2 separate regions of the Homo sapiens genome follow, and region 2 is linked to region 1. A link is a loop called in an ENCODE intact Hi-C map of the cell type or tissue named here. Cell type or tissue: PC-9. All regions are shown on one strand. Each heading gives the region's core, and the rest is flanking DNA. Links, peaks and the distances in the headings are about the cores only.

The links. A loop is a pair of places that touch in the nucleus more often than their neighbours do. Peaks named below come from ENCODE experiments on the same cell type or tissue, not always from the same donor. Only the 100,000 strongest peaks of a DNase experiment are listed, where the experiment ranks them.
Region 2: a loop joins it to region 1, with 4 times the contacts of the local background. A loop is called at or near these places in 10 of 110 quality-filtered maps.

Annotation. Positions count from the first base shown.
Region 1 is chr19:15,819,761-15,835,204 of GRCh38, reverse strand. LOC124900418 (collagen alpha-1(I) chain-like) reads right to left here and starts at 6,258. Exons shown (of 3, transcript XM_047439793.1): 1 at 5,867-6,258; 2 at 3,849-3,950. UCA1 (urothelial cancer associated 1) reads right to left here and starts at 6,258. Exons shown (of 3, transcript NR_015379.3): 1 at 5,867-6,258; 2 at 3,849-3,950; 3 at 1-703. It also overlaps the pseudogene ZNF861P. RefSeq lists enhancers at 1-267, 5,815-7,014. In PC-9, for the core only: no CTCF peak of the experiment used is centred there; DNase peaks (open chromatin) are centred at 3,544, 5,644, 6,314 and 6,814; H3K4me3 peaks cover 5,216 bases; H3K27ac peaks cover 5,763 bases.
Region 2 is chr19:15,631,310-15,646,753 of GRCh38, reverse strand. CYP4F3 (cytochrome P450 family 4 subfamily F member 3) reads right to left here and starts at 5,857. Exons shown (of 13, transcript NM_000896.3): 1 at 5,809-5,857; 2 at 5,141-5,339; 3 at 891-1,035. The coding sequence starts at 5,338. In PC-9, for the core only: no CTCF peak of the experiment used is centred there; DNase peaks (open chromatin) are centred at 5,623 and 6,043; H3K4me3 peaks cover 1,513 bases; H3K27ac peaks cover 3,300 bases.

The sequences.
Region 1 (15,444 bases), core at 2,764-10,763:
ATAATAAGGAAAATAATCTTTGTCTCCTGGATTAAGCTGAGGCTGGCAAAGAGTGAAATGTCCCAAGCCCTCTAACAACAAACAACATACTTTGTGTTGTCCTGGATGCTGGTCTGGTTGCCAAATATGTGGAACTGGCCCCATATGCGTGTACTGTTGTCCATTTCATGAGAGTAGGCTTGAGGACACCATGGGCAAGGATCTGATGGTTGCCAGCCTAAGCGTTTTAGACTTTTGACCCAGAGATTTTTTGTTTTGGGTGTGGAAAAAATTTTAGAGGATAGGGTCTCAAGATATAATCCTTTTTATAGGCGGCAGGTCTTAAGAGATGAGGGTCCAGAGGAACGGATGAAGCCTGCTTGGAAGCATGCTGGGATGGCCATTTGGAAGGAGTGTTGCAAGGAAGCATGGCCTTGGCTGGGCGCTGCCAGGAGCTTAAGGGTTGTAGGTTGTTTGTCTGATCGGCTCTCGGCCTAATCTTGTGGCTTCCAGGAGGAAGAGGAGAGATCAAGCTGGCTGTCTGATGGGCATGGCTTTATTCTGGAATGGTGAACCCAATGGAGAGGGTCCTGCAGATGGACGGCAGTTGGTGTGCTATAAATGACCGGGTAGGGTCTGGTCCATTGAGGCTGTAGAGTTTGAGGGGTCAGACTTTTGACAAGGACTGATCGTCCAGCTAGGGTGTCTTCATATGGCTGGGAATCTGGAGTAGGCAAGAGAAGATTAGCAGCTTGGCAAATTTCCTGTCTAGCCTGCTAGAGGACTGGAAGATAGTTGCCCAGGGGGCTGGTGTCTGGAACAAGATTGTGGCTGAGTAAGAAGGTGCATCCATATAAAATTGAAATGGGTTGTACCCTGTGGCTTCTCAAGGACAGGCCCTAATTCTGAGGAGGGCAAGTGGTAAAAGTACTGTCCAGTCCTTTTTAAGTTGGAGGCTGAGCTTGGTGAGGTGTGTTTTTAAAAGACCATTCATCCGTTCTACCTTTCCTGAAGATTGAGGACGGTAGGGGGTATGAAGTTTCCACTGAATACCAAGAGCCTGAGAAACTGTGGAAGTAGGGAGGCCAAATTGGGGGATTATATCTGTCAGAAGGGAAGAAATGACTGTAGTAGCCTTTCAGAGCTAGTGGGAAAGGCCTCGACCCATCCGGTGAAGGTATTGGCCCAAACCAGGAGATATTTAAATTTACAGACACGCGGCATATGAATAAAGTCAATTTGCCAATCTTGTGTCGGAGGAAATCCATGAGCCTGATGCGTAGGAAAAGGAGGAGGCCTGAGAAGACCTCGGGGGTTGGTGGCATGGCAGACAGAGCATTGAGAGGTGATGGTTTTAAGGATGGATTTCCATGATGGGATGGAAATGAGGGGCTGTAGGAGGCCAGCCAGAGGCTTATATCCTATATGGAAATGGTCATGAAGGGAAGAGAGAGTAGACTGGGCTTGTGAGGCAGGAAGAACGAATTTTCCATGATCTAAGAACCACTTGCCCTGAGTTGGAAAAGACTGGTAGAGCAGGTTTTTTAGAAGAGGAGTAGGTGGGGGTGATAGAGAAGAAAGAAAAGTACTAGCCTTTTGGGGTGAGGGCTAGAATATTTGCAGGCGTGGAGGCATTTGCTGTTTCTTTTGCTGTCCTGTTGGCGTAGGCATTTCCTTTAGCAATAAGATCAGTTGGTTTCTGGTGTCCTTTACAATGAATGAACCCAGCTTTGGCCAGCAAGAGAGCAGCATTAAGGAGGGCCTTTATTAGAGAGGTATTGATAATGGAAGAGCCTTGTGTGGTGAGAAAACCTCTTTCAGTCCAAAGGGTAGCATGGTTGTGGAGGATGTGGAAAGCATATTAGGAGTCAATATAAATTTTAATGTGCATTCCTTTGGCGACAGAGAGTGCACAAGTTAAAGCAATCAGTTTGGCTTGTTGGGAAGTAGTGGAGGGAGGAAGTGCAGCAGCCTCAATAATAGAGGTATGGGACACGACAGCATAACCAGCTTTAGCTGGCGAGATTTGACTGGGTTTAGAGGAACTGCCATGAATAAACCAAGTGTGGTCTGGATTTGGGATTGGAAAAATAGAAATATGAGGAAAGGGGGAAGATGCTATGTGTATTAGGGAGATACAATCATGTTGGCCAGGACTTGTGTTGGGTGCTAAGTGAGAAGCTGGGTTGAAATCGGGCCCATGGGCAGTAGTTATTGTTGGGGTTTCAATAAAGAGTGAATAGAGCTGGAGATGTCGAGGGGCAGACAGCAAGTGTGAAAGGTGTGAGGAGGATATTAATGCTTGAAGGTTGTGAGAACTGTAGAGGGTAAGTGGAGCATAGCCTGTGATTTTGAGAGACTCTGGAAGTGTTAAAGCGGCAGCTGCCACCACATGTAGACATGAGGGCCAGCCTAGAATTGTGAGGTCAAGTTGTTTGGATAGAAAGGCTATAGGTCGTGGGCCTGGCTCCTGTGTGAGAACTCCAGCAGCACAGCCTTGTGTTTCAGCTGTGTGTAAGGAAAAAGGTTGGGACAAGTCAGGGAGTGCTAGTGTGGGAGCTGTTTCTAGGGCCTTTTTGAGAGAATGAAAGGAAGCATGGGGAAAGGACTTATGGTCTATGGGATCAGCTAAATTACCTTTAGTGAGTTTGTAAAGCAGTTTGGTTAGAATGGCAAAACCTTGGTACCCAGAGTCGGAAGTATCCAACAACGCCTAAGAAGGAAAGGAGTTGTTGTTTGGTGGTGGGGAATAGGGTCTGGGAGATTAACTGAACACAGTCTGCAGGAAGAGTGCGTGTATGTTGATGGAGGACTATGTCGAGATATGTAACACTAGGGGAGGAAATATGAGCTTTAGAGGGGGATACTCAGTACCCCTTTGAGTAGAGATATTGAAGAAGTAGGATAGGATAGTGTCCTGCTGGGAAGATTGGTAAGAAGGGCTGCAAAGAAGAAGGTCTTCAACATATTGAATAAGGTGGGAGGCAGATGGGCAGAAAGAAAGTCATGAGAGAGGGCCTGACCAAAGTAGTGTGGGCTGTCCCTGAAACTTTGGGGTCGGACAATCCAGGTGAATTGCTGGGACTGGTGGGTGTCAGGGTCAGTCCAAGTAAAGGTGAAAAGAGGTTGGGAGGAGGGATGCAAGGGGATGGTAAAGAAGGCATCTTTGAGGTGGATAACAGAATAATGAGTTGTGGAAGGGGGTGTCGAGGAGAGGAGAGTATAGGGTTTGGCACAACAGGATGGATGGGAAGGACAATCTGATTTATGAGGTGAAGGTCTTGAACTAGCCTCTAGGACTTGTCCGGTTTCTGGATGGGTAGGATAGGGGAGTTGTAAGGAGAATTTGTAGGCTTCAAAAGGCCACGTTGTAACAGGCAAGTGATAACAGGCTTCAGTTCCCTTTAAAGCCTGCTGCGGGCTGGGATACTGGTATTGAGCAGGGTAAGGGTGATTAGGTTTTAATGGAATGGTAAGGAGTGCATGGTCAGTTGCCAAAGAAAGAGTAGAAGTATCCTATACTTGAGGATTAAGGTGGGGAGATACAAGGGGAGGATGCGAAAGAGGCCTTGAATTGGGGAAAAGGACAGCAATGGGGTGTGGCTGTAGCCCAGCAATAGTCAGGGAAGCAGATAATGTGGTTAAAATATCTCAGCCTAATAAGGGAACTGGGCAGGTGGGGTTAACTAAAAAGGAGTGCATAAAAGAATGTTGTCCAAGTTGGCACCAGAGTTGGGGAGTTTTAAGGGGTTTAGAAGCTTGGCCGTCAATACCCACGGCAGTTACGGGGGCAAAGGAAACAGGCCCTTGAAAAGAAGGTAATGTGGGGTGGGTAGCCCCCGTATTGATTAAAAAGGGGATGGACTTACCCTCCACCGTAAGAGTTACCCGAAGCTCGGCATCTGTGATGGTCCAAGGGGCTTCTGAGGCGATCGGGCAGCATCAGTCTTCAGCCACTAAGCCGAGGAGATCTGGGAAGGAGTCAGCCAGAGAGCTTTGAGCCAGAGCTCCAGGGACCCTAGAAGGGGCTGTGATATTAGTTGGACAGTCCGATTTCCAGTGGGGTCCCGCACAGGTGGGACAGGCTTAGGAGGAATCCCGGGCTGCAGGCATTCCTTGGCCCAGTGGCCAGTTTTGCGGCACTTGAAGCAAGGTCCATGAGATGGTTTTAAAGGAGTGCCTAGAGGCTGTGGTTTGGTTGCTCTGAAGTTTTTGTGTGCTGAAGGCATGGCTGGGGTTTGTCTTACAGCAGAGGCAAGCAATTGCAGCTCTGAAAGACGTTGCTGCTTGGCTGCCTCTTCTCTATTGTTGAACACCTTGAAGGCGAGATTGATTAATTCCTGTTGTGGGGTTTGAGGGCCAGATTCCAATTTTTGAAGCTTTTTTTGTAATGTCAGGAGCTGACTGAGTGATAAAATGCATATTGAGAATAAGATGGCCTTCTGGCCCTTCAGGGTCTAGGGCTGTAAAGTTTCTAAGGGTAGCCACCAAACGGGCCATGAACTGGGCTGGATTTTCATCTTTACCTTGGGTGGCTTCTTAAAGCTTGTCATAATTAACAGCTTTGTATGCTGCCTTTTTCAGCCCTTCAGCTAGGCAAGAGACCATGTAATCTCGCCTAGCTATACCTGGGGAGCCTGTCTGGTATTCCCATCAAGGATCCTCTCAGGGAACTGCCCTGATGCCTTCTTGGAGGTCTGGCTCATGATGCCGGCGGGTGTTAGCGTGAGATTGGGCTAGGGTATAAACTCTTTCCTGCTCATCTGGGGAGAGGGTAGAGGTCAGGATGACATTTAGGTCACTGCAGGTTAAAGTGTAGGACTGAGTCAAATATTGGAATTCCTGTGTATATTTAGTGGGGTCTGATGAGAAAGAGCCCAGACGCTGACTGATTGGGAAAGGTCTGATAGAGAAAAAGGTATATGAACCTTTACTGTGCCCTCAGCTCCAGCCACCTCTCTATGAGGAAATTGTTGGGCAGGTGGGGGAGAGCTAGTCATGGAATGAAACTAAGCCTGACCAAGTTTGAGGAGGGGAGGTGATAGAAGAATTATAAGATGGGGGAGCGGAGGCTGAGGAAGAATTGGGACTTGATTCAGCCTGCCAAGGAGTGGCCTGGGGAGGGGGAGAGAGGTCAGAGGGGTCTGCAGAAAAGGGGGATTCAGGGGACTCTGAGGTTGGGGTAGAGACTGAAGGAACGGACGGGAGAGAAAGAAGAAAAATTTGGGATGAGTCACATTGGGAGCAGAGGCTTGGGAGGGAGCGAAGTGTAAAAAATGCCTGGACGCAAGGCACCTCAGACCATGTGCCCATTTTTTGACAAAAATGATCTAGGTCTTGTAGGATGGAGAAATCAAAAGTGCCGTTTTCTGGCCACTTGGAACCATTGTCAAGTTTATATTGCGGCCAAGCAGTATTGCAGAAGAAAATAAGACGTTTGAGTTTTATATCAGGTGTTAGTTTAAGAGAAGTTTTTAAGTACACAGGCTAAGGGGGAAGAGGGAGGAATGGAGGGCGGAAGATTGCCCAAAGTGAAGGAGGTAAGTTTAAAGAGAGAAGTAGAGACACGGAGAAGGGCGGGGGTGAGCAGCCAAAGCAGGCGTCCCCGCAAATGACTTGCCACCATGGGAATGTGGGTGAATGACCAAGGCAGGCATCCCCAAGGTGATCAGACACCAGTGGAATGTGGGTGAATAATTAGGCAGGCGTCCCCGCAGTGATTAGACACCAAGGGAAGACTGTCTTCCTGAGTCTGTGACCAGCGCCAGAGTTTTGGGTCCACGGATAAAATGTGTCTCCTTTGTCTCTACTAGAGAAGAAAAAGACTGGACAGGGAGATTGGAGGGTAGCGACAGAGGCTGGAGAAAAGAGTGAAGAGACCACTTACCCGATTTGAAATTGGTGAGATGTTCCTTGGGCTGGTCTGAGGACCCGAGGTCGCAGGTGGATCTCTTCACGGAATGAGGGCCAGGACAGGGGGCCGGTCTCACGAAGGAGTCCCCCTGGCCCAGATTTTGGCACCAAGTGTCAAGCATGTCCGTATAGAAGACCACCTAAACAGGCTTTGTGTGAGCAACAAGGCTGTTAATTCACTTGGGTGCAAGTGGGCTGAGTCTGAAAAGAGAGTCAGCGAAGGGAGATAGGAGAGGGGCAGCTTTATAGGGCTGGGGTAGGCTGTGGAAAGTTACAGTTAAAGGTGGTTATCTGTTGTCAGCAGAGGAGGGAGTCACAAGGTGCATGGTGGAGAGATGATGGGACTCATTGTCCAGAAGAATGTCACAGGGTCGATTGATCAGTTGGGGCAGGGCAGGAACACGTCATAATGGTGGAATGTCGTAAGGTGGGTTAATTAGTTAAGGCAGGAATTGGCTGTTTCACTTCCTTGTTTTTCAGCTGCTCCAGACTTCTTGGCTCCTGTAGGCCACCTGGACATATATGTGCAGGTCACAGGGGTTACAATGGCTGAGCTTCGGCTCAGAGGCCTGACAGTTCCCTTTTGGAAACGTTACAGGGTGATGTGACCTCAGCCCACCCTCTTATCTTTTCCTGGTCCTGGGTTTCAGAACTGCCTGGGGCTCATCTGAGATGCCCACAAGCTGCCGGGTCTCTTGGAGGGTCATGAATATCAGCTCCTGGGTCATTTCTTCCCAGAGGACAGCCTGAGATGTGCCTGTGGGGCCTCTCAGGGGAGCCGCCGGGTGCACCCCCTCCCCCTACCTCCCGGGAGGGAGGAGTCCCCTGGTATCTCCCTCCGTCATCTAAAAGGAAACCCCTTAGGACATTTAGCTTTTCTCACCCCAAGCCCAGTTTTCACTTCTTGGAAATACCTCTCTGGTCAGCCACTCAGATGCTGCTATTGAAGGGAAAAGACTGGAATGATCCCTGTCCTTTGAATCCTCTTAGCCTAGTGAAGGGAGAAAACTATGGCTAAGGACAGGAAAACCACCTTCACTGAGGTGACGCAAAAAGCTGAAACGCACACAATGCAGTGTCTTCTGGGAGGGTGGTCACTGAGTATATATGTGAGCAGCACAGGGTTTGGGGCATGTCTGAGGTTATATAGGATGACCTGATCTGACACTTGAGTCAGACTTGCCGGTATTCCAGTTTGCCCTACCCCTCCCTGGGTTTGTCACCTTGAAAATTTTTTTTTCACTTACTTACTTATAATAGAGTCAGGGTCTCACTACATTGCCTAGGCTGACCTCAAACTCCCGGGCTCAAGCGATCTTCCTGCCTCAAACTCCCAAAGTGCTGGGATTACAGGTGTGAGCCACTGCACCCAGCCTGAACCTCAGTTTTTAAAAAATTAAATATCAAATGGATTTTATTAGTAGAGTTTGATAGACAAGATAGAATATATCCAAGGAGGCAAGAAAGAGGTGTATTTCAGAAAAAAAAGAAAAAAGAAAAGAAATGTCTAGCCTTATATTTCATCCATTAATTTTTTTTTTTTTTGAGACAGAGTCTTGATCTGTTGCCCAGCCTGGAGTACAGTGGTGCCATCTCGGCTCACTGCAACCTCCGCCTCCCAGGTTCAAGTGATTCTCCTGCCTCAGCCTCCGGAGTAGCTGGGATTACAGGCACCTGCCACCACACCTGGCTAATTTTTGTATTTTTAGTAGAGATGGTGTTTCACCATGTTTGCCAGGCTGGTCTCGAACTTCTGACCTCAAATGATCCACCGGCTGGCCTCCCAAAGTGCTCGGATTACAGGCATGAGCCACCCATCATCCGATAAAGCTTTTAATTTACATTTTGTCTTACCCAGATGGCGTGTGATACATTTCTCATATTTGTTCTTTTCTTTTGGGTGATTTCAAATGGAATTCCAGGGCTTAGCCTTGAGAAGGCTACTGGGGCTGAGAATCTCAGCAAAGTAAGGAAAATCACTCTTCCATTATGGCTGCAGCGAAATGAATACATTTCCACAATAAAGTGTCATAGTTAAATTGGTAAATTACAAAGATTCATTAAAACATCCATTTTTCTCCTTTCCAGAGTGAGAACTTGTGACGGTGAATAACTCTTCTCTTTCCTGGTACCTGGACTTCAGAGATTAATACAAAACCCTGTGGGTCAGGACTTGGCAACACCAAGAAGCATTCAAATATAATGATTTATTCAACTGTGTATTGTCATGGAAATAATAATTAAATGGCACATCTTTGTTGTCTGAAAGGGATAGATACTTGTGCTTCTCTTGTTGAGCTATATAAAATACAAGCGCCTTACAATTTGTCTTCCCTGCCTATCTATATGGACACTGAGTTTGAGGGATTTTGTTGGTTTCTTCAAACGCTGAGTATTTTCTTTTAAAAGTAAGTGAATTATCTTGACTCGAGAGCCGAAACCCTCACACAGTGACTTCATGTTAAGGCGACTCTTGAAAAAGCATCTCAGCTGGGCGTGGTGGCTCACGCCTGTAATCCCAGCTCTTTGGGAGGCCAAGACGGGTAGATCACTTGAAGTCAGGAGTTCAAGACCAGCCTGAGTAACATGGCAAAACTCTGTCTCTACTAAAAATACAAAAATTAGCTGGGCGTGGTGGCAGAAACCTGTAATCCCAGCTACTCAGGAGGCTGAGGCAGGAGAATTGCTTGAATCCCAGGGCGGGCAGAGGTTGGAGTGACCTGAGATCACGACGTCACTGCCTCCAGCCTGGGCGATAGAGCAAGACTCAGTCTCAAAAAAAAAAAAAAAAAAAAAAAAAAGAAAGAAAAAGAAAAAACACCTCAAAGGTTAGGAATGATTCTTTCACAGGGAGGAGCAAACAAGATTAGAGAGAAGGTGATGGTGGTGGTGGTGGTGGTTGGCAGGGAGATGACAGAGACCAGAAGAAAGCTTTATCCTAAGGTCTGCCTCTTCTTCGGAGGGAAATAAAGAAGGCCTTGTATTTTGGCTAAGGGTGGGTTAAACATTTGCCTTAGGTTTAAAAAAAATTAAAACAAATTTAAAGATCTACTTAGCTTTTATTCGCAATTCCTGAACCGAAGAAGCATCCCATTCTATAAAATAGAATAAGAACTCCTGCTTTGTATAATGGAATAGGTGATTCTTGTAAGAGGAACAACAAAACAGAACAATTTAAAAAATCATTAGGTTCCTTTTTTGTAAGCGGCCTTATTATATATTATGCCAGCTCAGGTTGGCTGGGTTTTATTTTTGTTTTTTTTATTGGTTGCTGTGACTCTCCTGCTCTCAGGAAAAACTGGTGCATTTGAGGATTTGCCTCCTTCCTTAAAGGTTCAGTTTGATTATGTGGTACTTAGCCTGAGTGACTCCATTTTGGTTTGTTCTGGTCTGCTGGGGCCTAGTGCAGGAGCTCAGTCCAAAACAGTGGCCTCTCATAAGTTTTGTTTAACACTTTCTTCTAAGAGTTGTTTGGTTTGAGCTGGTCCCTTTAAGTCTTTAATCCATTTTTATTTCATTTTTCTATGTTATATAAATTATGGGTCCAACTTTATTTTTTCACATGTGGCTATCCAGTTTTCCCAGCACCATTTTTTAAAATAGAGCAGCCTTTTTCCATTGCATTATCTAAGCATTCTTGTCAAAAATCACTTTACCATATATATATGGGTATCTTTCTTGGCCCCTGTATCTATTCCAGTGATGTATATCTCTGTCTTTAGGCCAGTACCACACTGTTTTGATTCCTGTACCTTGGAGTATTTATTTGAGGATTGTTGCGTCAATAATCATAAGGGATATTTGCAAATCAAATATTGTATCATTGTCTTTATTGTCAGCACAATTTCAGGGCCTCAAGGAATAAACTAGGATATGTTCCTACCTCCTAAAGTTTTTGGAAGAGTTTGAGGAGAATTGGTGTTAATCTTCCTGAAGTGTTTGGTCTGTTTCATCGCTGAAACTGTATGGTGCTGGGCTTTTGTGAGTTGAGGGGTTTTGATTACTGCATCAATCTCCTTATTAGTTGTAGATCTGCTCCAATTTTTTCTTTCTTTTTTTTGAGACGGAGTCTTGCTCTGTCTCCCAGGCTGGAGTGCAGTGGTGCGATCTTGGCTCACTGCAAGCTCCGCCTCCAGGGTTCATGCCATTCTCCTGCCTCAGCCTCCCGAGTAGCTGGGACTACAGGCGCCCGACACCACGCCCAGCTAATTTTTTTGTATTTTTAGTAGAGACGGGGTTTCACCGTGTTAGCCAGGATAGTCTCGATGTCCTGACTTGTGATCCGCCTGCCTCAGCCTCCCGAAGTGCTGGGATTACAGGCATGAGCCACTGCGCCTGGCCCAATTTTTTCTTTCTTTATGACTTAGTCCTATGTTGTGTGTTTCTAGAAATATGCCAACTTCATCAATGTTGTTCAGCTTGTATGTGTGCCCGTAGTGACTTCGTAAATGTGGCATAAGGCATGCAGCTGTCTCACTTGTTTTCTGCTGTTGTAATACAGAAGCCCTCTTGAAGTGGCAGTAAGGTGTGGGGTGTGGGGAAGCATTCCATTGACCTATGCTTTGGCCTCATTTTTTGGAATCCTGTGTTTCTGGGTTGTAGCTTTCTTAAGTACTTCTCATTCTCACCCTTCCCTAGTTGTGGCAGGGAGATTGAAGTGGGTGGAATTGGGTATTTCTCTTGCTTCAGGAGGTCAGCTCTGCCAGCATCCCAGTTGGTAGGCTTTGGGAAATAGTTTCTTTTGAAGGCAGGAGATGTTAAGAAGAATAGCATTCTCTGGGCATATTTCAAAATGGCTAATCTTTCACATCTTCTGCCAAAAGCAGGAAGCAGTTTTTCTCTCATCTTCACTGGAAGAGCTGGTAGGATTTCTGGAGGTGCATGTCACTAATTAGTGGGGACCCCTTAGGTCTGGGCCTCCTGGCATTTTTAACTCTCAAATTGTCCACACTATCTCCAGCAATTCGTCAATTAAAATTTAGGTTTTCCTAAATTTTACTGCTTCCAAAGAGGTTTTTGCTTATTGGTTTCAGTTTTAGGAAATTATACGACTCTTTTATCAGTTGGGTTCATGGTATCCCATCCAAATTTCATATCCCATATGTTATCAAAGATCAAACTTTGTGAACAAACATTTCTAAGGATACAGAGTTTCAGGACTCCTAATGTTAAGTCTCTTCTGCACACTAGGTGGTAGGAGGACTTTTATGACAGGTGCTATAGACCCACTGTGTGAAGAGAAATTAGGGTGACCCAGGCAGTACATCCTACTCCCTGGACCCACCAAGGAGAGCTGTATTTGTGTTTCATGGTTGCTTTACCAAATAATTCTAGCATCGGAATTGCTATGTGAGAGGAAGTAAGTATACACAGCGTAAGAGGTGTGATAACCAAGTCATAGAAGAAATGTTTGGAGAACATGGAATCATGTGAACTTATTATGTGGTAAGTACAGATACCCAGGGCTGTCAGTCTCACCATCCTTTTCTACACATGTGGATGCTTCAGGACTCCAGCCTTTGAGGATGTGGCTTTCAACTTCACCCTACAGGAGTGGGCTTTGCTGGGTCCTTCCCAGACGAAACTCTACAGAGATGTGATGCGGGAAACCATCAGGATGCTGGCCTCTGTAGTTAAGGGTGACAACATTTCTTTTCTTAGTCATTTAGAGAACAAGTCTTTCTTACTCATCAATTGAGCTGCTCAATGATTTGGAATGTAGAAAAGAAATACTTTGATAAATATATAGGCAAAAAAATTAGCTGGTGTGCTGGCACACACTTGTAGCCCCCCCTAACTTGGGAGGCTGAGGTGGGAGGATTGCTTGAGCCTGGGAGGTAGAAGTGGCAGTGAGCCAAGATTGTGCCATTGCAGTCCAGTGTACCATGGTCATGGTGTACCATGAACCTAGAATTCAATAATTTTAAAATAATTTTGTAATAATTCATAATGATTTTTCTCTACCTGCATTTTAGGAAAGAAATGGGGAGATAAGAACATTGAAGATCTGTACCAAAATCCTGGGAGAAATTTAAGGTAATTTTCAAGAGAAAGCAGTGTCCATCAAGAGAATCGTAGACTGTCAGGAAATTCTAAAAACAAGCCCAGTTTCAATCTGTTTATTCTTAGAAAACTTTCTCTATAAATATATACTTAAATGAGACATATATATGTTTGCAAAAAAAGTTTACATGGAAACACTATTATGAAACCACATATAGGCTAGGTGCAGTGGCTCACACCTATAATCCCAGCACTTTGGGAAGCCAAGAAGGGTGGATTGCTTGAGGTCAGGAGCTTGAGACCAGCCTGGGCAACATAAGGAGATCTATTCTCTACCAAAAAAAAAAAAAAATTAGCTAGGTGTGCCAGCACACACCTATAAGTCCCCCTTACTTGGGAGGCTGAGGTGGGAGGATTGCTTGAGCCTGGGAGGTAGAGGTTGCAGTGAGCCAAGATTGTGCCATTGCACTCCAGCCTGGGTGACAGAGCTAGACCCTGTCTTAAAAAAAAAAGAAGAAGAAACCCCATGTTAATATTTCTATTTTCATAGCAGCTGTAGTTGGGCGCTCCTGCAGACCATTCAATCCATTCATGGCCAAACAGTGGAAACAGGTTAGAAATCCTACCTATGCTTCCACTGATGATGTTAAAAACATAAATCCAGGAGGTTGAGGCAGGTGGATCACTTGAGGTCAGGAGTTTGAGACCAGCCTGGCCAACATGGTGAAACCCCGAATCTACTAAAAATACAAAAATTAGCCAGGTGTGGTGGCGGGTGCCTGTAATCCCAGCTACTTAGGAGGCTGAGGCAGGAGAATCGCTTGAACCTGGGAGGCGGAGGTTGCAGTGAGCTGAGATCGCACCACTGCACTCCAGCCTGGCAACAGAGTGAGTGAGACCCTGTCTCCAAAAAACTCCACATAAATCCAATACCCATCAATAACAAATAAATTATTTATAAAAATACTTAATAATGTACTTATTTTGTACAGAAATCATATGGTAGAGAGACCCTGTGAAAATAAAGAAGGTAGTCAATGTGGAGAAGCCTTCAGCCAGATTCCAGGTCATAATCTGAATAAGAAAACGCCTCCTGGAGTAAAGCCACCTGAAAGCCATGTGTGTGGAGAGGTCGGCGTGGGCTATCCATCCACTGAAAGGCACATCAGAGATCGCCTTGGACGCAAACCCTGTGAATATCAGGAATGTAGACAGAAGGCATATACATGTAAGCCATGTGGGAATGCCTTTCGTTTTCACCACTCCTTTCACATACACGAAAGGCCTCACAGTGGAGAAAACCTCTATGAATGTTAGGAATTTCAGAAAACATTCACTTCCCCCCCAAACCTTCAAAGATGTGAAAATGCATAGTGGAGATGGACCTTACAAATGCAAGGTGGGTAGGAAAACCTTTGACTCTCCCAGTTCATTTCGAATACATGGAAGATCTCATTCTGGAGAGAAACCCAATGTGTGTAGGCACTGTGGGAGCACCTACAATCATTTCAGTTTTGTGTGTGTGTGTGTGTGTGTGTGTGTGTGGCAAGGTCTCACTCTTGTCATCCAGGCTGGAGTGCAGTGGCACGATCTCAGCTCACTGCAGCCTTTGCCTCCCAGGTTCAAGTGATTCTCCTTCCTCAGCCTCCCAAATAGCTGGGATTACAAGCGCGTGTCACCACGGCCGGCTATTTTTTGTATTTATGGTAGAGACGGTGTTTCACCATGTTGGCCAGGCTGGTCTCAAACTCCTGGCCTCAAGTGATCCGCCTGCCTTGGCCTCCCAAAGTGCTGGGTTTAGAGATGTGAGCCACCACACTTAGCTGGGATTCTTCTTAGCAAGAGCTGAAAGACTAGGGTAAAAGGACTCAAGGCCCCAACAAGCCTGTCTTGAAGCTCTTTTTGATGGTAGGAGCACCCGGTGGCCAAAGATACCCATACATCACAAACATCTGGATAGAAGTAAGAGGTCTCCCTCCCATGCTGTGTCATTGAGTGCACACCAAGTTTCTTGGGTTATATATTTGGCATTTCTGTAATTCCATAGAGATAATCATCAACGGTTTTCCCCAAGTGATACCTCCTTGGGGGCATCCTAATCCTTGAGCACTGGCATACCGTTTCAGTGCCAGTCTTGTGGCCATTTCTAGGCCTAAGTTTTCCAGTTTAAGTCCCCTCTCTGAGCCTTCTGGCTGGAAAATGTCTTTGTGAATCCACATCCACCCATGCTTTCGAAGAGTCAACAGAGATCCCAAGCGGCTGTGATGTGAGATGGTGGAGGAAGCAGTGGCAGAACCCAGGTCATGAGTGTGAGTGACCTCAGTTACTCCAATCCCTGCAGCTACATAAGAGCTCAGTCACCCACAGACACGGTCACAATAGTCTCACAACTGAAGAAGACGCCAAGGTTATTTTTCTTCTTCAGCACTGGTTTTGTTGTGTCCCATAAGACAGGGGTTCCCCAAAACGCCCAGCTGGTAGCGGTCTGTGGCTGTTAGATCTGGGCCACACAGCAGGAGAGTGGCGGAAGGGGTGGGGTGGGGTGAGCATTACCACTTGAGCTCCGCCTCCTGTCAGATGGGTCAATGGTGGCATGCTGGTATTAGATTCCTATAGGAGCGTGAACCCTATTGTGAACTGTGCACACGAGGAATCTGGGTTGGGTGCTCTTTATGGGAATCTCATGCCTGATGATCTATTACTGTCTCCCATCACCCTCAGATGGGACAGTCCAGTTGCAGGAAAACAAGCTCAGGGCTTCCACTGATTCTACATGATGGTGAGTTGTATAATTACCTCATTATATATTACAATGTAATAATAATAGAAATAAAGTGCACAACAATAAATGTCATGTGCCTGAATCATCCCAAAACCATCCCCCAACCCCAGTCCGTGGAAAAATTATCTTCCATGAAACTGGTCCCTGGTGCCAAAAAGGTTGAAGCCTGCTGATGTGCTACTAGTATATGGAGTATTTCCACAGTACACGTGCAATAGTCATAAACTCAAAAGCACAGACAATGGTAAAATATATATGAAATAATTAAGAAGTGATACATTTTAAGCAGTTATTACAGCTTTAAGCTTCTAGAGTTCATTACTTTCTCACCTGCTTAATCTTTAAGAAAATTATTTGTCTCTAAGAACTTCTGAGACTTTCAGATAGAAGAATCAATCTCCTTATAATCTGTATTTACAGAAGACCTGCCATCAATTGGTAGGTGCTGAAAATAACGCTAAGAGTCATAGATGAACCTTTCAATCATGACAGAAGTGAGAAGACAGAGCTCACTCCTAGATTCCCTTAATTTATTTCACTGTAATTTCATACAGTTTACTTTTAATCAGAGCTGTGTTTAACAACCAGGTTGCAACAATTTTCAGAAGTTGACAACTGGCTGTTCTGAGTTGGTTGAAGCTGTTCAGTCATCACCTCCCCCGATCCCATCCTCCCTCAGGTGGCTGAACATGTCACTCATAGGATTTATTTATTTATTTTTAATTTGTAAATAATTGTTGGTAGAGATGGGGGGGTCTCATTATGTT
Region 2 (15,444 bases), core at 2,905-10,904, 190 kb after region 1:
ACGCTCAGCACTCTACAGAATGCCTTCACAAGGACTTAGGACACCCTGTCTGTCCCAGCACTCTCTGACATATTCTCACATGGCATCTTCTGACATGGACCTAGACATGAGACATGACACTGACATGTGTTCACAAGTCCTGACATGGCCACAAAATACATGACAATTCCTAACATGAGATGGTATGCTCTAACATGCACATGAGATGGTCTAACATGACCTTAAAAGCGTGTTCCACATACAGGCTCCAGGTTGAATATAAATATGGTACCTTTAACGACCCAGACATAGCCAACACGTGACCCAGACTGTTCCTCACGTATGACCCAAACATACTACAACACATGCCTCAGACAAGACTCAAATAATGTCTCAGACAGTTCACTTAGGGACCCTGGGTCCCAGACCTCACACAACCCCCAAACATGGCCCAGATGTGACCAGCAGGAGAAAACGGCAGTGTCAAACAGCACCTGCGACAAGAACAAAACAGCCCCTCACATGCCCCAAATGTCCTTGGCCACACATGAACTCCACACATGACCAGCTCTACATGACCTCAGTTGGAATGATATACCAGATGTAACCGGGTATAACATATTTCAGGTGTAACCAGGACCCAGGTGTAAATATACAGGTGACAAGACGTAGCCGTACAGCAGACTTGACCATATAACAGCCACCATAGAGACACTTCCCAGACATGAGCAAACAGGAACAGAGGTCAGACAGATGGAAGTCCAGGGGAGATGGAAGCAGTGGCATCTCCACCACAGCCCCTCCTGTCTGCACATGGGCACGCGACCCGCTGGAGGCAGCACAGAGACCCCAGCTGTGGGCAAGGCGTGGCCAGTGCAGTGTCTACCTGGAGTGGCCAGTGCAGTGTCTACCTGGAGCAAAGAGCACAGGCTTGATGTAGGTGGGGTGGAAGATGCGGACGATTGCGTGCCAGGGCCCCACCCACCAGCAGCACATATCACCGAAGGTGCATGCCAGGCTTTGTGTGTATAGGAGACCTTCCTCCGAGCTGTGAATCTGGAGAGAAAGACACAGGACCCAATTCATGCTCTCCTAGGCTGCGAGAGAGAAGGATCTGCAGGGAAGAGGTGGAAGCCCTCTCCCTGAGAATTTCAAGCAGCATCTCATCTCCCTCTCAGTGCTGAGCCCCCACTGGGCTTCCTCCTCACATCCTCCATGCAGGACTCTCCAGTCCTTCAGTTACACAGACAGAAAAGCTCTTTCCCCATGTGGATCCACACACCATGTTCCCTGGGCTCTCATTCATCCCATTTTCCAGATGAAGAGACTGAGGCTCTAAATGATAAAGTAATTTGCCCATAGTCCCAGACCATGGCAAACCTGAGGCCTGAGACTGGGTCTATCTGCACCCATGGCCTGATTCCTTAACCATCAAACTTCTTTGTGCCCCCAAAACAGTAGCTCTAGAAGGCCCAGGCCTGCCGAGACTAGGCAATCAGAAACACAGGGACTGGGTGAAAAATTGATCTGGTGATCCAGGCCAGGAGAAGTAAATCATGGGCCTTTTCTGGGAACTCTGGGGGAAATGTGGGCTTTCCCATGAGAATTGAGCTTCTAGGACTCATTGTTGACGTCATGAGGGAAAGACTGTCTTGAAAGCAAAAGTGGCGTGGAAAAAGCTAAAGCCAAGAAAGGAAGACAAGCCAAAAGTGGCGTGGAGAAAGCTAAAGCCAAGAGAGGAAGTAACACTGTGTGAGACCTGGATCCAGCCATGCCTGAAGGCCATCCTCCCTGGACTTTAAAATCAATAGATTCTCTTTCTTTGCTTAGACTACACCAGGTTGGATTTCCACCACTCACAACTGAAAGAGACCTCAGTAACCAGAGACAGCTGGGAACCAGCCCAGAGTCACTCAGCATTTTGAGGCCAGAGCCATGGTCTCTGTAGGATGCTGCCTGTTTCCCTGCTCAGCCTGGCCTGTCCAAGAAGGGAAGCACAGGGGTCAAGGAGAGGGCCCCAAACTAGGCTGGAGTCTCCTTTTGGAGATTCCCAGGGCCTAGAGCAGAAAAGCAATGAACTTAGGGCAGACAAACTACAGGATGGGGTAAAAGGACTTGACCCACACCAGAGATGGACATCACAGAAATAACAGTCCAGATCCTCCACCAGCCACAAGTCCTCATTGTTCTAACCTTTGTGACAGGCAAGGTGACGCTAGACCTGGCAAGGGGCCTTGAACACTAACGATGCCCAATTGCATCACCCTGCACTCTCCTTTCAAACATCCCTACTCATTGTTCCAGACATGGCTCCAGTAACTCTTCCTCCAGGAAGGCTTCCAGCCTGCCCCAGCAGAGAACTTGCTCTTCTCTGGGCTGTCATCCATCTCCCTCTGGCCCTTTCTTGACCCCATGAAGTTGGGGATGTCTCTGTCCACATCCACCTCCTTAAGCTTGGGGGTTCCTCCAGGACAGGGCCTTGGGTTGAGGTCTCTTGGGGCCCCAGGGCAGCCCAGAACACCAGGACAGGGGGTCAGATGGCAATGGAGAGAGGAGATGCTGAGATGGGAATTAGTGAATACATGAAAGAAAGATGAAGATGGCTGAGAGAGAAGGAAAGGAGAGACCAGAGTACTGCAGGGGCCACACACGGCTTGGGGATAGAGGGACTTGCAGGCCTCAAATGCACCATAGCACCCACCACCAAGTATTCCAGGTGGTACCTGAGGCGTTGATGACAGACCGGATGATGTTGGGGTGGCAAAAACGGATGACGGGGAAGATGGGGCCCATCCAGACCTTAAAGCCCTGGGGGTAGGTGGCCACCAGCTGAGTCAGGACCCTCATGCCCTGCTCCGTGGGGGTGACCTGCAAGCAAGGCAGGGGCCGTCACCTCCTGTCATGGTTAATTCTAGGTGTCCACTTGACTGGGCTAAAGGATGCCCAGATAGTTGATCATCCGTCTGTGAGGGTGTTTCCAGAAGAGACTGGCATTCAATTTGGTAAACTGAGGAAGGAAGAATCACCCTCCCCAGTGTGGGCAGAGCTCATTCAATCTGTTGAGAGCCCAGGTAGCACAAAAATGCAGAGGAAAGGCTAATTTGCTCTGTTGTGGGGCTGGCACATCCATCTTCTCCTGCCCTTGGACACCAGAACTCCACCGTCTCAGGCCTTTGGACTCAGTTACACAACCAGTGTCTGTTTATCCAGCCTGCAGACAGCAGTCCATGACGCATCTCAGCTTCTATAATCCTGTGAGCCAATTCCCGAAATAAACTCCCTCTTCTATCTATCTATCTGTCTGTCTGCCTGTCTGTCTATCTATCTATCTATCTATCTATCTATCTATCTATCTATCTATCTATCTATTTACCTATATATATCTCTACATATCTACCTATCTATGTATCTATATATGTATGTATGTATGTATCTATCTGTCTATCTATCTATCTATCTAATCTATCTATCTACCTATGTTTCTATGTATCTATCCATCTATCTAATCCATCCATTCTATCTTATATATCTGTCTATCTATCCATTCATCTATCCTATCTGTGCATCCATTCATCCATCTAGCCTATTATCTATCTACCTACCTATCTATCTATTCATTTATCTATCTAATCTATTCATCCTATCTAACTTTTCTATCTATATATCTATCTGCCCATCCATCCATCCATCCATCCATCTTATCTGTACATTCATCCACTCATCCATTTATCCTATTATCTATCAATCATCTAGCTATCTATCCATCCATCTAATCTATCCATCCTACATATCCACTCTACCTATCTATCCACCTAATGTATCCATCTTATCTACTACTTTATGTATGTATTATCCATCCATCCATCCATCCATCCATCCATCCATCCATCTTATCCATGCATCCATCTGTCCATCCATCCATCTATCCTGTTATCTATCTATCTATCTGTCTATCTACCCACCTACTTATCCAGCCAGCCAGCCATCTATTCACCCTATCTGTGCATCCATCCATCCATCTATCCTATTACCTATCTATCTGTCTACATTCCTCCTGCTCTATCTCTCTTGGGGCCACCCCCAAGTCCCAAGAGCGCATCCCAAGGCAGAAGGAAAAGACACACTGTCCACTCACAGAGGCCCACTTAGCTTGAGAGGAAAAATTTCCTTGTTCTGGGAGTCATTTCAGCCCAGAGGTGGGCATATGAGGAGGTCCTCACAGGGGAGGTTTGTGGGGAGCAGTGTGGACTCAGGACATGTCCCTAAGGCTGGTCCCCACATCCCTTCATGCCCTGGCTGGTTCCTCCACCAGCCACACAGGTTCCAGTTCCTCCCATGGAGAAGGTTCTGCACACAGGGGACCTTCCCTTCTCAGCAGTCACTAGGGGAGCAGAGGTGACTCTAACTGTCCATCATGACAGTGGCTCCCACCTGGGAGAAGCTTCTGCACCAGGCTCTGTGCTAGTGCATCCTGTGCACCCTCCCACTTCACCTGTGGACACACCCATCAATCCTGCCATTTGCAATGAGCAGATTGAGACCACGTTCCGCAAAGGGGAGAGCAGGTCTAAGTCAGAGGGCAAGGTCTGGGGGAGGAGAAAGGTCAGGGAAGGCTTCTGAAAGGGGAAGTGAGTGGCCAACTTTTATGTGGGTTTGGCAACAGGACCCCATTGGGACATCTTACTGGGGAGGAACAAGATAAGAGGAAGGTGCCTCCGGATGTGGTGGAGGTGAGAGACAGCCCACACCTCTCCTCTGGCCCACCTATACCCTCATAAGAGGAAATAGGCCAGGTAGGGAGAGGACCCTGAACAGTGGGTACAGGAGGCCTCGAGTCCAGCAATGGAGAATGTGGGAACGCCAGGGGTTCACCTTTCTGTGCACCCAACCCCCTGCCCAAGAGCCCCGCAGAGGTGCATTAATGTGGAAAGACAGGCAGGAAAAGGATTCAACACAGGCCAAGAGTGGGAGAACAGGGAGGTGAGAAGGGCTTGGGTTGGCACCTCACAGAAATGAGTAAGCAGAGGAATGAGTAAGACGCCTCCCCTGCTTCTCTGCCACCCCAGACCCCAGCCCACCCCCTCTCACCTGAGCCTCATTCTTACCCCTCAGGAAGTCCATCCACCCTGAGACCCCAGACCCGTCCTGCTGCCACACTCACCAGGCCCAGGTGACCCAAGAACCAATTCCGTTTCGGGGGTTGCGGGAAACACCGGAGGCGGCAGCAGTTGTCATAGAAGGTATAGGTCCAGGCCAGGATGCGGGCCAGGAGCCAGGAGGCCCCAACCAGCAGCAGGAGCAGCCACGGGGATGCTGCCATTGGCCAAAGGCCCAGCGAGGACAGGCTCAGCTGTGGCATCCTGCAGGGCAGATGGGGTGGTGAGTGAGGTCCTGAGGCCCAGGGAAGGGCCCAGGGAGCTCCAGGGACAGTGGAGAGAGGCAGAGACGGGCAGTGCTGGAGATAGAACAGTAAGAGTAAACAGGGATGGATAAACAGGGGCTGAGGGGTAAAGTCCAGAAAGGCCCAGCCAAAACCAGCAACCAAGTGGCCTCCAGTTACCCGGTAAGCACTTAGATTGAGAAAGACAGAGAAACTGATTAAAGTCCAGAAAGGCCCAGCCTGAATCATTAGGACGTTGCCAGGGGCTTGGTTTCAGTTAGAAAACCACTCATCCTCCAAGCCAGCAACCAGGAGCTGCCTGGGCCTTGGGCAGCAATGGAGAATGTGGGAAGGCTGGGGCTCCCCTATGTGTGCGCCCAATCCCTTGCCCAGTGCCCATCTCCATCACAGGCTAGGATGCCCCAGGCCCACCACCCCCACCCTGGCACCTTCTGTCAGGAGCACCTTGTCCCACACAACCTCCTCTCCCCTTCTTCTGGGAGGTTTTTTCCCCTGGCCCCTGATGTAGGGAAGGCTGTGGGAGGCTAGGCTGGGCTGGGCTGGGCCAGCCAATCCCCACAGCCTGGGTGCCGCTCCCATGTCTGGGCAGCTGGCCAAAACCTGGGTGTGGGAGACCAGCTGGATGCAGAGGAACCAGCTCAGGGTGACACAGCACAGGCACTGGATCCTCAGGTCTCAGCACCTCCCACATAAGGTGGAGAGTAAGCCGAGAGGGGTCAGATAGAGTTTCCACTGTGTGACACCTGCTCTTAAAGAGCACCTACTGAGTGTGTGGCAGATAAAAGCATGAACTTGAGAGTTCAGGTGTCAAGCGAGCCAGGCCAGGCCAAGCCTTGTTCCAGATCATCTCCTGTGCTCCTCTCTAACCCTGGGCCGGTAGGACACCGTGTACCACTTCTGGATGCTGAATCAGGCAACCTGGAAGAGACAAGCCTCTATCCCCCTGCTGCTGGATGGAGTTCAAGTCTTGCCTCCAGGCAGTCCAGGGCCCTGTTGGAGACCTGACTGCTAGGAACGGGAACAAAGAATCCAGCCCCACTGAGGATTACCTGGGTCAGATTCTGGAGATTAAGAGCTCAGCTGGAAAAGCAAATCTGGAGGCCGGACTCAGTATAGGAGGACAGAGCGGGGACGTGGAGGGTTAGGATGAGAGGGAACGGATGGGGTCCAGGCAGGGGAAGGGCAGAGCCAGGGAACCATGAATGGAGTCCTCATTCTGCCTCATCCTTGCTCTGACTTTGGTCAGTACTGCCCCTCCTGGGTGCAGTCTTCCCATCTGGGAAATGGGATGTTCGATGAGGGCCTTAGCGGGGGACAATGAGGGCTCCTAAGAGGAGGGAGCCCCAAAAAGGAGTGAAGGGAAAGGGTGGCAACTAGCACTTGAGCTGCTGTGTGCCAGTCTCTACTCTGCACAAAGGCTGCATGGAAAGTACTTCTACTGTGTGCCAATACTCTAAATGAAGGGCAGCTACTGTGTGCCAGGTGCTAAATCCTGTCTACTCTGTGCCAAGTGCTTTCCATAAAGTGTGCCTACTGTGTGCCAGGTGCTCTACATTAACCCTGTATACTCAGTTCCTGATATTCCTCATAGAGTGCCTACTGTGTGCCACCTGCTCTACATAGTGAGTGCCTATTGAGTGCCACCCCCTGTATATGAAGAGTGCCCACTGAGCACCAGTTGCTGTCTACATAACACATGCCTACTGAGTGCCAAGTGCTCTACATAAACAGTGCCTACTGATACCACCTGCTCTATATGGTGACTTCCTACTGAGTGTTTCCTGATCTACATAAAGAGGGTCTATTGAGTGCTGCCTGCTCGAGTGTTGCCTGTGCTCCATAAAGTGTACCTACTGTGGGCTGCCTTCTGTACATAAAGGGTGCCTACTGAGTGCTGCTTGCTCTACATGAAGAGTTCCTACTCTTGCCTGCGCTACATAAAAAGTGCCTACTCAGTACCACCTGCAATACATAAAGAGTGCCTACTGGCCAGGCACAGTAGCTCATGCCTGTAATCCAAGCACTTTGGGAGGCCAAGGCAGGCAGATCATCTGAGGTCGGGAGTTCAAGACCAGCCTGGCCAACATGGTGAAACCCCATCTCTACTAAAAATACAAAAATTAGCCGGGCGTGGTGGCGGGCACCTATGATCCCAGCTACTCGGGAGGCTGAGGCAGGAGAATCTCATGAACCCGGGAGGCAGAGTTTGCAGTGAGCTGAGTTCATACCACTGCACTCCAGCCTGGGCAACAGAGTGAGACTCTGTCTCACAAAAAAATAAAAAAGAGAGAGAGCCCATTGAATGCCACTTGCTCTAGATAAAGAGTGCCTACAGATGCCACCTGCTCTATATAAAGAGTGTTTACTGAGTATCATCTGCTCCTGATAAAGAGTGCCTACTCACTGCTGCCTGCTCTACATAAAGAGTGCCTACTGCTGCCACCTGCTCTTCATAGTGTGCCCACTCTGTGACTCATGGTCTACATATGGTCTACATAGAGTTTCTACTGTGTGACACCTGCTCTTAAAGAGTGCCTACTGGGCCAGGCACAGTGGCTTACACCTGCAATCCCAGCACTTTGGGAGGCCGAGGCGGGCAGATCACGAGGTCAGCAGTTCGAGACCAGCCTGACCAACATGGTGAAACCCTGCTTCTACTAAAATTACAAAAAATTAGCTGGGCATGGTGGTGTGTGCCTGCAATCCCAGCTACTCAGGAGGCTGAGGCAGGAGAATTGCTTGAACCCAGGAGGCAGAGGTTGCAGTGAGCTGAGATCATGCCACTGCACTTCAGCCTAGGAGACAGAGCGATACTCATCATCAAAAAAAAAAAAAGAGTGCCTACTGAGTAAATGTTTTTTTGGTTTTTTGCTTTTTTTTGGTTTTGGTTTTTTTTTTTTTTTTTTTGAGACGGAGTCTCACTCTTGTTGCCCAGGCTGGAGTGCAATGGCCCTATCTTGGCTCACAGCAACCTCCGCCTCCGATTCTCCTGCCTCAGCCTCCCAAGCAACTGGGATTATAGGCATGCAGCACCATGCCCAGATAATTTTGTATTTTTAGTAGAGACAAGGTTTCTCCATTTTGGTCAGGCTGGTCTCCAACTCCCAACCTCAGGTTATCCTCCTGCCTCGGACTCCCAAAGTGCTTGGATTATAGGCATGAGCCACTGTGCCTGGCCGTAAATGTAATTTTAAGATGAGTGGGGCTGTCCACAGGCAAGGACAAGGAGAAGGAGTTTGAGACCATGCAGGAGGCATGCGGTATTGTGGATGTTCACCAGGCCTAGGTTTGGATACAGTTCTGCTATTTCCTGGCTGTGTGACCTTGGGCAAATCTCTCAACCTGTCTGCACCTTACGTATCTCATCTGTAGGAGTCATATGGTGGATGAAATGGCTGGTGGAGTTGACCCTGAATACAGCTAGAGCTGTGAGGGTTTTACAGTTGTGCCCCAGGGAGGTGAACTGACCATCGTGGGGGGGGGGGGCAATTCATCATCCTGAACAAAGGAGATTAATTACATGTATTATTTGCCTAAATATACTATGAAAGGATACAGAAAAAGTAAAAGTGTTTACCTTTGTAAAGACGGCGAGACTGGATAAATGAAGGGCATAGGTACAAGAAACATTTTTCACTGTGCATTTTATTTTTTACATGAGTGAATATATTTTCTGCCAAAAATATTGCATTTGAAAATTTAGCCACCAGCTGTCAAGGAGTCTCATCTGAATCACAAAAAGGAGGAGGTAGAGCAAGATGGCAGAATAAAATGCGTCATTGATCGTCTCCTCCACAGGAACGCCAAATACAACAAATATCCACACAAGAAAATACCTTCATAAGAACCAAAAATTAGGTGAGTGATCATGGTATCTGGTTTTAACATCATATCAAAAAAAGAGGTACTTTGAACTCATGGAGATAGAGAGTAGAAGGATGGTTACCAGAGGCTGGGAAGGGGAGTGGAGGAGTGAGGGGAAGTTAGGGATGGTTAATGGGTACAAATAAAGATAGAAAGAATTAATTAGACCTATAATAAGACCTACTATTTGATAGTACAACAGGGTGACTATAGTCAATAATAACTTAATCGTACATTTTAAAATAATGAAAAGAATGTAACTGGATTGTTTGTAACACAAAGGATAAATGCTTGAGGGGATGGATAATCTATTCTCCATGATTTGATTACTGTGCATTGCATGCCTGTATCAAAATATCTCATGTACCTCATAAACATATATACCTAGTATGTACCCACAAAAATTAAAAATTTAAAGAGGCACTAAAGAATGTACAAAAGACAGGTTTTTTTTCTTTTTTCTTTTTTCTTTTTCTTTTTTTTCTTTTTTTTTTTTTTTTTGAGACAGAATCTTGCTCTGTCACCCAGGCTGGAGTGCAATGGCACGATAGCTCACTGCAACCTCTGCCTCCCGGGTTCAAGCAATTCTCAAGCCTCAGCCTCGCAAGTAGCTGGGACTACAGGCTCATGCCACCACGCCCAGCTAATTTTTGTATTTTTAGTAGAGACAGGGTTTCACCACGTTGGCCAGGCTGACCTTGAACTCTTGACCTCAGGTGATCTGCCTGCCTCGGCCTCCCAAAGTTCTGGGATTACAGGAGTAACCCACTGTGCCTGGCCAAAAGAGTCTTAAATTGCCTACACTAACACTTCCCCATCTCCCAGAAGTGGCCTCATGGCTGGAGAGAGAATCTGGGTGCTTGAGTGGAGGGGAGAGAGCACAGTGATCATGGGACTTTGCATTGAAACTCAGTGCTGCCCTGTCACAGCAGAAAGCAACATGGGGTAGAATTTAGCCAGTGCCGACAGAGGAAGCATTTAGGCCAGCCCTAGTCAGAAGGGAATTGTCCATCCCAGTGGTCAGAACCTGAGTTCCAGCTAGTACCACCATTGCAGGCTAAAGTGCTCCAGGGTCCTAAATAAACTTGAAAGGCTACCACCTATGTTTGTTAAAGGCCCAAGGGCTCTACAATCAGTATGTGGTAAATCCAGCTACAAGGACTGCAATTCTGGAGCAAGTCCTGGTGCTGCGCTGGGCTCAGAGCCAGAGAACTTGGGGTGCACACAACCTAGTGAGGCACCAGCCAGGGCAGCCAAGGGAGTCTTGGCAAGCATCATCCCTCCCACAACTCCAGGCAGCACAGCTTGCTGCTCCAGGAGAGACTTCTTCCTTCTGCTTGAGGAGAGGCAGCTTGGATACCAGCTCAGCCACAGAAGAATAGGGCACCAGACAGCATCCTGAGGCTCCCATTCCACGCTCTAGCTCCCAGACAACATTTCTAAACACACTCTTGGACAAAGGAAACATGCTGCCTTGAAGGGAAGGACCCAGTCCTGGCAGGATTTACCACCTGCAGATTAAAGAGGACATAGGCCCTGAATAATCATCAGTGGTAGCTGGGTTGTACTTGTTGCAGGCCTTGGGTGAGACTCAGTGCCATACGGGCTTCAGGTGTGACCCAGCACATTCCCAGCCGTAGTGGCCACGGGGAGAAGCTCCTTCTGCTTGAGGAAAGGAGAGGTAAGAGTAAAGGGGACCTTGTCTTGCAGCTTGGGTACCAGCTTAGCCACAGTGGGATGGAGCACCTGGAGTCCCTGATTCCAGGCCACAGCTCCTGGACAGTATCTCTGGACCCACCAGATATGTGGGGAACTCACTGCACTGAAGGGAAGGTCACAAGGCCTGGCTAGATTTACCACATGCTGATTATGCAGCCCTTGGGCCTTGAGTCAACACAGGTGGTAGCCAAGCAGTGGTCACTGTGTGCCTTGGGCAAGACCCAGTGCTGTGGTGGCCTCAGGTCTGACTCAGCACAGTCCCAGTGGTAGATGCCACAGGGGTGTTTGTGTCAACCCTCCCCTAGCTCCAGACAGATCAGCACAGATCGAGAGAGAGACACATTTGTTTGGGGGAAAGTAAGGGAAGAGAAGAGTCTCTGCCTGGGAATCCAGGGAATTTTCCCAGATCTTACCCAAGACAACCAAGGCAGTACTTCTACTAATCTGCAAGAGTCCCAGCATTACTGGGATTGAGGTGCTCCCTGTGTAGATACAGCTGTGGTTATCAAAGACTTAGATTACTGCACTCAATTCCCTTTGAATATTTGGAAAGCTTTCCCAAGAAGGACAGGTACGAACAAGCCCAGACCACAAAGACTACAGTAAATGCCTAACTCTTCAATGCCCAGACATCAACAAACATTCACAAGCATCAAGACCATCCAGGAAAACATGACTTCACCACATGAGCTAAATACAACACCAGTGATCAATTCCAGAGTGACAAAGATATGTGACCTTTCAGGCAGATAATTCAAAATAGCTGTTTTGAGAATGCTCAGTAAAATTCAAGACAACACAAAGAAGGAATTCAGAATCCTATCAGGTAAATTTAACAAAGAGATCGAAATAATTAAGAAGAACCAAGATTGAAATAATTTAAAAGAACCAAAGAAATCCTGGAGCTGAAAAATCCATTTGACATACTGAAGAATGCATCAGAGTCCCTCAACAGCGGAACTGATCAAGCAAAACAAAGAATTAGTGATCTTGAAGACAGACTATTTGAAAATTCACAGTTAGAGAAGATAAAAGAAAGAAGAATTTTAAAATGAAGTAGGCCTACAGGATCTAGAAAATAGCCTCAAAAGGGCAAATTTAACAATTCTTGGCCTTAAAGAGGAGGTGGAGAGAGATCAGGATAATAACAGAACTTCCCAAACCTAGAGAAAGATATCAACATTCAAGTACAAGAAGGTTACAGAAAAGCAGGCAGATTTAATCCAAATAAGACTAACTCAAAACATTTAATAGTTAGGCTGAGCAGGGCGGCTCACACCTGTAATCTCAGCACTTTAGGTTGCCGAGGCAGGTGGATTGCTTGAGCCCAGGAGTTTGAGACTAGCCTGGGCAACATGGCAAAACCCTGTATCTACCATATATATATATTAGCCGGGCATGGTGGTATGCATCTGTAGTCCCAGCTACTTGGGAGACTGAGGTTGAAGGACGGCTTAAGCCCAGGGGGCAGAGGTTGCAGTGAGCTGAGATCATGCCTCTGCACTACAGCCTGAGTAACAGAGCCAGATCCTGTCAAAAAAAAAAAAAGATTAATAATTAAACTCCCAAAGGCCAAGGATAAAGGATCCTAAAAGCAACAGGAGAAAAGAAACAAATAACATACAAAGGAGCTCCAATATGTCTGGCAGAAGACTTCTCAGTGGAAACCTCATATGCTGAGAGAGTGGCATGACATATTTAAAGTGCTGAAGGGAAGAACTTTTATCCTAGAATAGTATATCCAGCAAAAATATTCTTCAAACATGAAGGAGAAATAAAGATTTTCCCAGACACACAAAACCTAAGGGATCTGCAGACCTGTCTTAAAAGAAATGCTAAAGGGAGTTCCTCACTGAAAGAAGAAGATGTTAATGAGCAATAAGAAATCATCTGAAGGTACAAAACTCACTGTAAGTACATAGACAAACACAATACTATAACACTGTAACTGCGGTATGTAAACTACCCATATATTGAGTAGAAAGACAAAAAATAGTTGTTATCTATTGCTTTGAAAATGAAATCTTTACCCCAAAACTTATTTGATGAAGTTACTCAATTTGTAACCAATGATACCTCAAACTGTCAACTTGTATGAAGACAATTCTTGCAACGTGAGACAAAGCACTTTTATATCATTTTGTAACATCACGCCATTTTTAAGAAATAGAGTGGTTTGAATACATAACCCAAATATTTGTTAAAACCACAAAATAATGTTTCATAAAATGATTTGATGTCATGGAAAGATGTTAACAGCATATCGTGTGAGTAGCCCAAATTAACAAAAATTTGAGATAAAATAGCATTTTTTGTTTGGGTAAAATTCACAAAACATAAAATTCACCATTTTAAAGGGTACAATTTAGTAGCATTTGGTATATGCACAGTGTTGTGGAAACTTCACCACTATCTAGGTCCAGAACATCTTCACCACCCAGCAGGAAATCCTGACCCCATTAGCACTTCCTCTTCCCACTTCCCCACAGCTCCTGACACCACCAATCTCCTTTCTGTCTCTATAGATTTGCCTATTCTGGACATTTTTTTTTTTGAGACAGAGTCTCACTCTGTTGCCCAGACTGGAGTGCAGTGGCGTGATGGCATGATCTCAGCTCACCACAACCTCCACTTCCTGGGTTCAAGTGATTCTCCTGCCTCAGCCTCCCAAGTAACTTGGATTACAGGCATATCCCATGACGCCCAGCTAATTTTTCTTGTATTTTTAGTAGCGACGGGGTTTCACCCTGTTGGCCAGGCTGCTCTTGAACTCCTGACCTCAAGTGATCTGCCTGCCTGGGCCTCCCAAAGTGCTGGGATTACAGGCATGAGCCACCACACCCAGATGGACATTTCTTATAAATAAATCATACACTATGTGACCTTTTGTGTCTGACTTCTTTCACATACTATAATGTATTCAAGGTTCATCCAGGTGGTAGTATGTATCAGTACTTCATTCCTTTTAATGGCTGAGTAATATTTCATTATACGAATAGATCACATTTTCTTTATCCATCCATCTGTTAATGGATATTTGAGTTCTTTCTACCTTTTGGCAATTGTGAATAGGGCTGCTATAAGCACGAATGTACAAGCTTTTTTGTTTGAACAACTGTTTTCTATTCTTTTGAGTATATAGCTAGGAGCTTAATATGATATCGTGGAATTGCATCATATAGTAATTCTATGTTTTAGTTTTTCAGAATCTCCAGACTGTTTTCCACAGCAGCTGCACCATTTTTACAGTCACACCAGGAATGGATGAGGGCTTCGATTACTCCATATCCTCTCCAACATTTGTTATATTCCCTTTTTTAGATGCTAGCCATCCTGTAGGTGTTGAGGTGACATCACGTTGTGCTTTTGGTTTGCATAATGGGAATAATGTTTAGCATCTTTTCATGTGCTCATTTGGCAGGAAAATAGCACTTGTAAACAAAATTACATGCAAATGTGATATGACACAGCTATATAGATGTAAATAAACATTTTCATATGTAAAAAGATCACATATGAATTAAAAACTGGAAGCATATGCAAGAAAATATAAACAGTGATTATTCTGACATTTTGAAATTATGGATGATTTTTATTTCTTGCAATTTCTTCTATAAGCATGCATTATTTATGAAACTTAAACTTTAAAGGGAAGAAAAATTGACTTTCAGCATAGAATATATTAAATAGTTATTTATTTCGTTTTGCAATGTTCCATTCTTATTTTGCAGCCAATAATCCTTCCAGGTTCCCAATCTATGGGCCCCTGAAAAGCGCTCAGTCCTTGGACTCTGCGCCCCGCAGGAGCCCCCTACAGTCAGACAGGGGAAAGTCCAGGTGCAGCCGCTGTCCCTGGTGCTGAAAGGGGCGGCCCCTCCCCCCCCCCGCCCGCCCCCCGCCCAGCCCACACCCTCTACCTTCCTCTCACTTGAAAACCTTCATGACCTGAACTTTTTAGACAGGAATAAATTCTGAGTCGTGCCTCTCTGGAAAAATTAATTTTTTCCGTTCTAAGCTTTGGGCCAACCTTTCACCAAAGTCCACTGTAGATTCTCGGATGTAATAACGGATATTTTGAGCACACAAAACATTCGAATGAATTTTCCTCAAGAGAAGGTTGCCATGCATCCCAAAGCTTGAAGCAACCTCTTGCGATTTTTTAAAATGTCAAAACTTCAAATGTGATGCAAAAAGAAGAGAAAGAGAGGCAATTAACCCTCATGGACCGCTAATACCCAACAGATGTGGCTCAGGGATGTTGTAGATACTGGCTTGTTCAGTCTTCCAGCAGCCCAATGAGGTGAATACTATTAAGTGGTAAACAAAACCAGGGCTACAGAGATAAACAAGTTTTCCCCAAGCCAATCAGCTAGTGAATAGCAGACTGGGATTCTGACATTTATAATACAACTTCAAGGTGATGTTTAGTACAATTCCAAGGGGATATGGATTATCTTAGCCCATTCAGGCTGCTATGACAA